2 separate regions of the Homo sapiens genome follow, and region 2 is linked to region 1. Evidence: chromatin contacts called from ENCODE Hi-C or POLR2A ChIA-PET data. All regions are on one chromosome and are shown on one strand. Each heading gives the region's core, a stretch centred on a gene start or an enhancer-like site at or near the end of the contact. The rest is flanking DNA. Distances are from core to core; before and after follow the strand shown. Region 1 overlaps BICC1 (BicC family RNA binding protein 1). Region 2 overlaps BICC1 (BicC family RNA binding protein 1).

What was found. Hi-C counts contacts between places; a loop is a spot of excess contacts on that map. ChIA-PET counts read pairs that join two places held with the same protein, here RNA polymerase II (POLR2A).
Region 2: a loop to region 1 is called in a map of MCF 10A, with 4 times the contacts of the local background. The contact joins two enhancer-like sites. A Hi-C loop is called at or near these places in 4 of 168 maps with a recorded cell type or tissue (Caco-2, MCF 10A, heart left ventricle and 1 more). POLR2A ChIA-PET finds 5 or more read pairs at or near these places in 2 of 52 experiments (Caco-2 and OCI-LY7).

The regions. Positions count from the first base shown.
Region 1 is chr10:58,642,889-58,647,005 of GRCh38, reverse strand. All of the region lies in intron 2 of BICC1 (BicC family RNA binding protein 1), which reads right to left. Among named protein-coding and RNA genes, the nearest start is that of BICC1, 130 kb to the right of the region's middle. Within about 2 kb of position 1,330, at least 2 of the 41 ENCODE cell types and tissues checked have a DNase peak (open chromatin) inside an H3K27ac peak, as active enhancers do.
Region 2 is chr10:58,771,753-58,775,642 of GRCh38, reverse strand. All of the region lies in intron 3 of BICC1 (BicC family RNA binding protein 1), which reads right to left. Among named protein-coding and RNA genes, the nearest start is that of LINC00844, 230 kb to the left of the region's middle. Within about 2 kb of position 2,067, at least 2 of the 41 ENCODE cell types and tissues checked have a DNase peak (open chromatin) inside an H3K27ac peak, as active enhancers do.

The DNA of each region.
Region 1 (4,117 bases), core at 81-2,580:
TTACTTCCTGCTGTGGATTTTTCTGTAATTTTTTTCTTTCTATAAGTATATACCATTTTTACTTAAAAACAGAAAGGAAAGAAAGAGAGAAAGAAGGAAAAAGGCTATGTTTCCAAATAGAATATTAACCTACGAAAAGAAATACCTTCTGTTGTATTTAAAACTAGCATGTCAACCCCCTAAAATTGACTGTAGTATTTAATTTAAAAAAAATCAGGAACAGGCAAGAAAGAAAGAACATATATCTCCCAACTACAGCACTACCTACTTGTTAACATTTTTCACAAGAATCTCCATGGCCTAAAATAAAATTGTTTCTCCCGTCATTTCGGCTATGAGTTTCCTAAGAAGTTCTATACAGGAGGCACAGAGATATCATGCTAGTCTCAATCAAAATGTTCCAGACACATGAGACTAAATATAAAGGGTTAATAGTAATAAGAGGTTATACATGCAGAAGGAAATCCATACCCTCATTTTTAGGTAATGAATATCCAAATACAATGCAGACAGCCTGCAAGACCCTAAAACCTTTTTTAAAGAATATATGATAGTCATAACTTACTAGAAAATATGGTAAAACTGTTACTATATTATGGAGACTTTTAGCCCAAACAAATAGGTCATTTACTACCACTACAAGTCAGGATAAATATTTTGCAATCTTATCCCAGCTGTGCATGCTTACTCTATGTGGAAGGAAAATTATATTTATTAGCACTTTGCCCCAATATGATCAACGCATTTAAAAGATGCTGACTTTTAAACTGTTAGCCTTCAAAATTAGTCTGCATTTCCCATCTATTAGTAAATGGCATAATACTATTCTTAGGAAAAGCTGGCCTGGACAAGTAGTGGAAAACAAAAACGAATGAACAAACAAAAAATAAGGAAATGGACAGATCTATGGTTAAACAGTTCTTCAGGAAAAAAAAAAAAAAGCATTGCAAATCTAATTGCTATTCCAGAAAAACAAGGGTTTCTTCAGTTTCTCTGGCATTGTTCCAAATTCATCCAGCAAAGTTATTTAAGTAAAGGACTGACCATAACTGCGTATGTGAGGGTTCTGTTCATTTGCCAGAGGAAAGAGAAAGATACAATAAGCATAAACTCAGCAGGAAAATTCAGTGATCAGAAAGGAGAACACCAAATAAAAAGGCAACTGCTTCTGGCAAGATGGAGTTGTTTTCTTTATATAGTTTCTATTCAACTTCAAGGCAGTTCAAATGATCTGCCCACAATCTTGGACAATGTGCCTTCGTTTAAAGTTAGTCAACTGGCCTCCTGGCGAAGAAAATTTAACTTCATGACTGCCGCAAAATGCCAATGGGACTGCTGGCAGAAGTATTCTGTATTTCGAGTTCAAATAGTAATAGGGTTTACTACACTGCGAGCCAGGATCACAAAATATAAATGGAGAAACCAGCCAGGTTAGATGCTTGGGAAATGTCTTTTGTGTTTGTTGAAGTCTGCCTAGCAACTACTGGCAATTTTTGAAAGCACGTTCATCCTGGAAAAATAAATACCTGCCAAAATGCCAATCTGGTTCTAATTGCATACCTTTTCCCTCTTTTTTTTTTTTTTTTTTTTTTTTTTTTTGAGATGGAGTCTCGCTCTGTCGCCCAGGCTGGAGCGCAGTGGCGCGATCTCGGCTCACTGCAAGCTCCGCCTCCCGGGTTCACCATTCTCCTGCCTCAGCCTCCCGAGTAGCTGGGACTACAGGCGCCCACCACCACACCCAGCTAATTTTTTGTATTTTTAATAGAGACAAAGTTTCACCGAGTTAGTCAGGATGGTCTCGATCTCCTGACCTCGTGATCCACCCACCTCGGTCTCCCAAAGTGCTGGGATTACAGGCGTGAGCCACCGCGCCTGGCCACCTTTTCCCTCTTTAAAACATATCATGAGCTTCCCTACTTTGACCTAGGGTACTACAAAGTGTAAGAAAGAGGGTGTGTATTGGTGGGGCGGGGAGTTCTTTCTGTCCATATAAAGAAAATTTTTTTTGTTTAGACACAGACTAAACCTTTTAGAATGTGAACATAATACTATTTGATGACCTTTTATTGTTATTAAGAACCGGTATTTAAAAGTAACCCCAGCTCTGACTTAAAATATATATAGGCATACTTTTGAACATAAACTTAAAAAATCAAAATGATAGGCAAAATCTATCACTGCTTTTAACTTAAATTTTTAATCAAAAAGGCACAGTAGAAATATTATGAGATTTCAAATAACTTTACATGAAAGGTTATTTTTTTCTTTTTATAAGCTTGCCCTTCCTGACAACGTTGGCCAAATTAAATTCAATTCAATTTTCGAAGCTTAAGAACATTTAAAAAGTTAAAACAAGAAAATACTTATCCTTATCTAGTTTTTTCGATCACTCTAACGTGGCCCTAGATGTACAATTCCATGGAGCCTAAAGGGAGCCAGCTGTGGAATTGCCACAAGGCACGTATAGGATACACATGCCTTAAACAAAAACCAGAGACTTCCCAGGCACGGGGACGGGTGGAGTTCTGTTTCTGTGCTGCACAGACTAACAGGAGAAAAGGATCGATTGTTTTAGGGAGTTGACTCAAAAGAGCTAAACTGTCTTCCTTACACAACTTCTGGGTCTCAGGTAGAAGAATCGGGGCCAGGCACACAGGGAGTGGTAGCCAGGCAAACCTGGCCAAGTCAGTCAAAGTCTTTGAGCCAATTTTCTTTCTCTAAAATAAGAATAAAGCCACGCGGTTTCCCTGAGAATTGAGAGATCTCTTCTGTAGCAAGTGCCCTAGTATGATGCTTAAAACATTATAGGTACTTGGGAAAGAGTAGCTATGTGTTGTAACTGGTGCTACTGTAATAATTATTAGCAATAATAATATTCTAAAGGCCAGATAACCACCTTATCTAACTCAGCTGGGAGAAATTCATGGAGGACTGACAGGTATATATCTCATCGTAGATATTCCAAAAAAATTTCTAACTTTTTTAGAACTGATTTAAGTCATATTAGCACACAATAGAAAGCAAACTATATTATTTCCTATACTGACACATAACAGGAAACAACCATATTTCAGCAGGGTAGGTGCTGTTGAGGACATATTCTGCCAGACACACACTGCAGTGTCTCATTAGGTAATTAACAGAAGCTCCTCCAAGGTTCCTGTAGCAATAAAGCCTGTGATCTTCCAGAGCCACTAATTTATTTTTAATCTCATGGACCTTGTGGTTCTCCTAAATGGTCAGGCTTCCTTTTCTGCTGTGGCCATGGAGGAAGCTCAGATCCTGTTGGTGTGTGTTGTGTACAAATCTTATTGTTCCTCCTCTCAAATTATTTTCCAACACTTATTTTCCCTTCACAACAATTTCCTCTTCTATTTATTTTTCAGTCTGTATTACTAAATGTAAATTGTTAAGCCACTTCAAACCCCTTTTTGGAACAAAGGATAAAATAATGTACTGTAAGTCCTGACCATTCTGCTATTCAGAATTCACTCTAAAAATACAAGAATTCTATCATTCAACCTAGCCCAGCCAAGCTCACATTTAGAGGTAGCTAAAAGATTTCTCTGATGGACAGGTGGTGATTGACAACTAAAGAGGAACTTTCTTCAGAGAATACCTGGGAAATTTGACAAAATTCAATGCAAAGGAAGAAGATAGCAAAGAGCTCTGTAATCAGAACAAGGCCATCAAATCACTGAATGTAGCCAAATGCTCTTGGACACATACAGCTGTCACATAAGCAAGAGTATTATCCCTCTCTTGAATGCTTCTGTCCCGATCTGAGAGTGACATCATCACAAAGCCTTCAGAGGACTAGCCAGCCACAGGGATTTCAATTCCCCAGTTTTTAAGCTGAAGGTTTAAGTAATGATTAGCTGAGAAAGCCAAAAAATACAAGATTTTATTCATTAGTGTTCAAGAGAAGAGACATCTGGTTTACAAACCTCTTTGGTAAATAACACCTTGCAGACATTAAGTTTACAAGAATAATAAAGACAGGGCCAGACGCAGTGGCTCATGCCTGTAATCCTAGCACTTTGGGAGGCCGAGGCAGGAGGATTGCTTGAGCCAAGGAGTTTGCGACTGGCCTGGGCAACAAAGACCCCATCTCTAC
Region 2 (3,890 bases), core at 818-3,317, 130 kb before region 1:
TGTTTTTCTCATAAAGTAGAAATGAAGGATCCTAATCTCTCAGTCCTAAGAGATTTATATCTTTGGGCGAGGAGATGGGAATAAAGTTTTAATTGTCAAATAACTTCAAAACAATCCTTTATTTTTCTTAAGAATAATATCTTAAAAGTTACCTAAGAGCTAACAATTTCTAAGTCAGAATTCATCAAGCACTTATTCAAAGGCAAAGTTCCTGCTTAAATGTTTTTTTTTGTTTGTTTTTTTTTGTTTTTTGTTTTTTGTTTTTTTTTGAGACAGAGTCTCGCTCTGTCACCCAGGCTGGAGTGCAGTGGCACGATCTCAGCTCACTGCAACTTCCACCTCCCAGATTCAAGTGAATCTCCTGCCTCAGCCTCCCATGTTGCTGGGTCTACAGGTGCACGCCACCATGCCCAGCTAATATTTGTATTTTTTAGTAGAGATGCAGTTTCTCCATGTTGGCCAGGCTGGTCTCGAACTCCTGGCCTTAAGTGATCCTCCCAGCTTGGCTTCCCAAAGTGCTCGGATTACAGGCATGAGCCACCGCACCCAGCCCTTAAATATCTTAAATAACAAAAATTTTGAGCTTAGTCCTTTAAAACTGTTTTTTCTAAAAGCAAGAAGGCATCAAAAATTGCATCAAATAATCACCTGATAAGGGTGACCAATTAGTCCTATCCTTTCTAACAAGAAAGATGATCTTCTGAAATTTCTTCCCATACAAAGAGCTCCTAAAAATAATTTTAAAAAATACTAATTGTCCCTTAAGGAAATGGGCAAAAGACATGGATAAATAATTCAATACAAAATGATAAATATATAACTATGAATAAAGTTCAACCTTACTAATCACTTTTTAAAATAAAATCGGCAAAGGTCTTCAAAATTTCAAGCCCAAGAAGGATACAGTTAAATTCCCATACTTTTGGTGGAAATAAAAACCAGTGGAGAAAATCTGGAAAGTCATTTGGAAATATCAATGAAGGATCACAATATCATAATTTTAAGAATACACATATATTAAGAAGAGAAGAAAACCAAATTAATAGTGATTACTTCTAAGCAACAGAGTCACAGGTAATTTCTATTTTATTTTATGCTCTAAGCGCTTCTGTATTTTCCATTATGAACAACTATACTTTTATAATGCACAAAAAATACTCATATCTTAAAAGATCATCTGTAAAGTCTGAGATCAATTCACTCAAATTACATCCTTTACTTTAAAAAATGTATTCAAGTCAGAACTTCCTGTTTTCCCCAGTACAATGTTTCAAGAATTCCCTTAAAAATTGAGAACTTTAAATGTTAGCAATAATGACAACAATGCTTTCTCAATTAGCTAAAAAAAAGTTCCTTCTTTCTTCTCTACAACTCTGTGACAGGCTTTTTGCCATGCAGTTTCTCAACTTTATCTCTTTTTATTTGTTGTGCTGTTACTTTTAATATTTTACTGACATACTTTGGCTCTGAATACAGAATTCCCCAGTGAAACTGGAGCAGGAATACGTAATGATGGGGTTAACTGTCATGGAAAGACAAGGTTGGAACAGAGGGCAAATAGTTAGTGAAGGCCATATGTTTATGGCCACCACTAACTACACAAGGAATTCTTTCAAACATTTATGGCAACATCTCTCTTTTCCTGCAGTAAAGGTTTCTGGAATAAATGGAAAAAAAGGACAATCTGGGTAGTGGGGGTATACTGCTCTTTCTTTAAAGAATTTTCCAATGTCTCCCAAACAAGGACATTTAGAAAAGCAATATTTGGGTATTATTCTCAGGGTGTGATTAAGCCGCCTATTAACGTTAAGCAATAAAAACCTCACAGAACAGTACCCTCGTAACAAATAGTTTCACCAGGATGGCAACTTAAAAGATGTTTTGTCTTCTCAGCAGAGAAGTCAAAGAGTTGAGAACGGTACCTGGTTATGCGCCATTTGCCCCTGCCCTGGGGCTATTCTGTCTTTGGCTCTGCCCTGCTTCGTGCCCAGCAAGCTGGACCAGCACCCCTGGCAGTGGCTGCATGGCTCCATGACTGCAATTCCACTGAGTAGTCTCTTGGCAGTTTCCTTTTTCACTGGGCTCCCACAATACCTTGTCCTCCCCTTGCCCCATCAGCCCTCAGGTGATGATAATGGCTTCCAGCTGTTGCCAGTTTTTGTGCCTCATCATCTATTAATATCCATTGCTTGCTCACTTAACCCTGTCTACTGTAAACAGCCCCGTTGTTAGAGTTTCTTACACCATTTGGAGTTAACTCTGTTTTCTGCCAGAGTGAGACTGACACAACACCCATTCCACCAATTCCTTTCTTCTTTTAACGAGAAAGTGTGTGGGCAGGGGTTGGGGTGGTGAAGATTTGTGTTGGTCTCCTTTCTCCACAGAAGCACTAACTTTTAGGGGGTCAACTCCATACGTTAGATAGGTTAAAAATAATATTCCTTAGGTCTTAGCATACACTTTTTTAGAAAAATTGGTGTTTTTCTACAAGTCAACTTCACAACAACGGCAGAGAATCACTAATGCAGTTTCCTCTTTATTTTCTCTCTCCTTGTCTCCCTCCTCCATTTCCCCAAAGGCTATGCAAATGCATTTTAATCATATAATCACGCTTATTACTGGAAGTATCTTGGCACCTTCAAATGTTCTTTGATAAATGTGTTGTAATGCTTATAGGACCTTTGAGAAATATGTGTGGATCAGCAGCATTTTTGAATTTCTTTAATATTTTCTTGGCTTCCATACAACTTTTACCTCTAAAGGCATTTATTTGTATGTTCCATCTCAAAAAACATTGCTTTAAAGATATATGCAGTACACATCTTTTTTGCGAAAACCTCAAATACATTGAAGTGAGATTTCTGTAACCACTGAATTTGCTTCCAACTGAGGGGTGGGGATGTCTATTGATTATCTTCTTGGGCCTGTAAACAAACCGGCCTATAACTGCATCCAAAGACTATGTACACGTGCATTGGTAAACTTTTCTGAGTGTATCTACTGATTTTCAGAAAGGCTAAGAAAGCTAAGTCCTGCTGTAAGTAGTGTGGAATTTTGCAGACATTCAGGGAACAGATTTTGAAACCTTCAAAGGATTCAATTTTGGTTTGGCATTACTACAAGCTGGTATTTATCTTTGGTTCAGAAATTTTCAACAATTATATTTTTTAATATAATGTCAGCAATTATATTTAAAACGTGAATGCTAATCAATAGGACAACACCAAATTTGAGATAATCATTACTTCCTTTCAGTTACTATTATAAGAGACACAGGAGAAAACAGTAACAATAGAGGCAAGTGAGAGAAGCCACAACTGAATCTAATTGTTGTTTAACTCTTGCTCTTTTTTTAAAAAAAAATCTTGTGTATTTTATTGGAGTTTAAATCCTACAACTGTTATGCTTTGGCTACAGAATTAGATCTTTGTATGAAATCTTGTTTTAGAAGCTATGTTAACTTCTGGAATTATATCAAAGAACTTCAGACCTGGAATGGAACTTGAAGTTCTATCTGTCTTTTACATCCTTCCCCAAGGCTCACCGAATGCCTACTGTGGGCCAGACACTGCTAGAAACTGGAGTCACAGTGAAGATGACACCATGATCCAAGCCAGTAAATGAGCACAGATGTAAAAACTTCCCACTCCTGGCATGCTTTCTTCTATGTAACATTCCTCCTAAACTATCATCTAAACTGACACATTTTTAGTGACAGAGAGAAAACTATTTTATCAAAAAGCAAAGGTGAGCTGTTAAAAAATCATTTCCTTAAAACCATCTTTCTCCCCAAAAGCCTTCAATGATTTCCCAATTACACAGAATTAAGATTGCAAACTGTCTGCTGTGGTTTTCAAAGACCTCATGACCAGGACTGTGCCCAGCTGTTT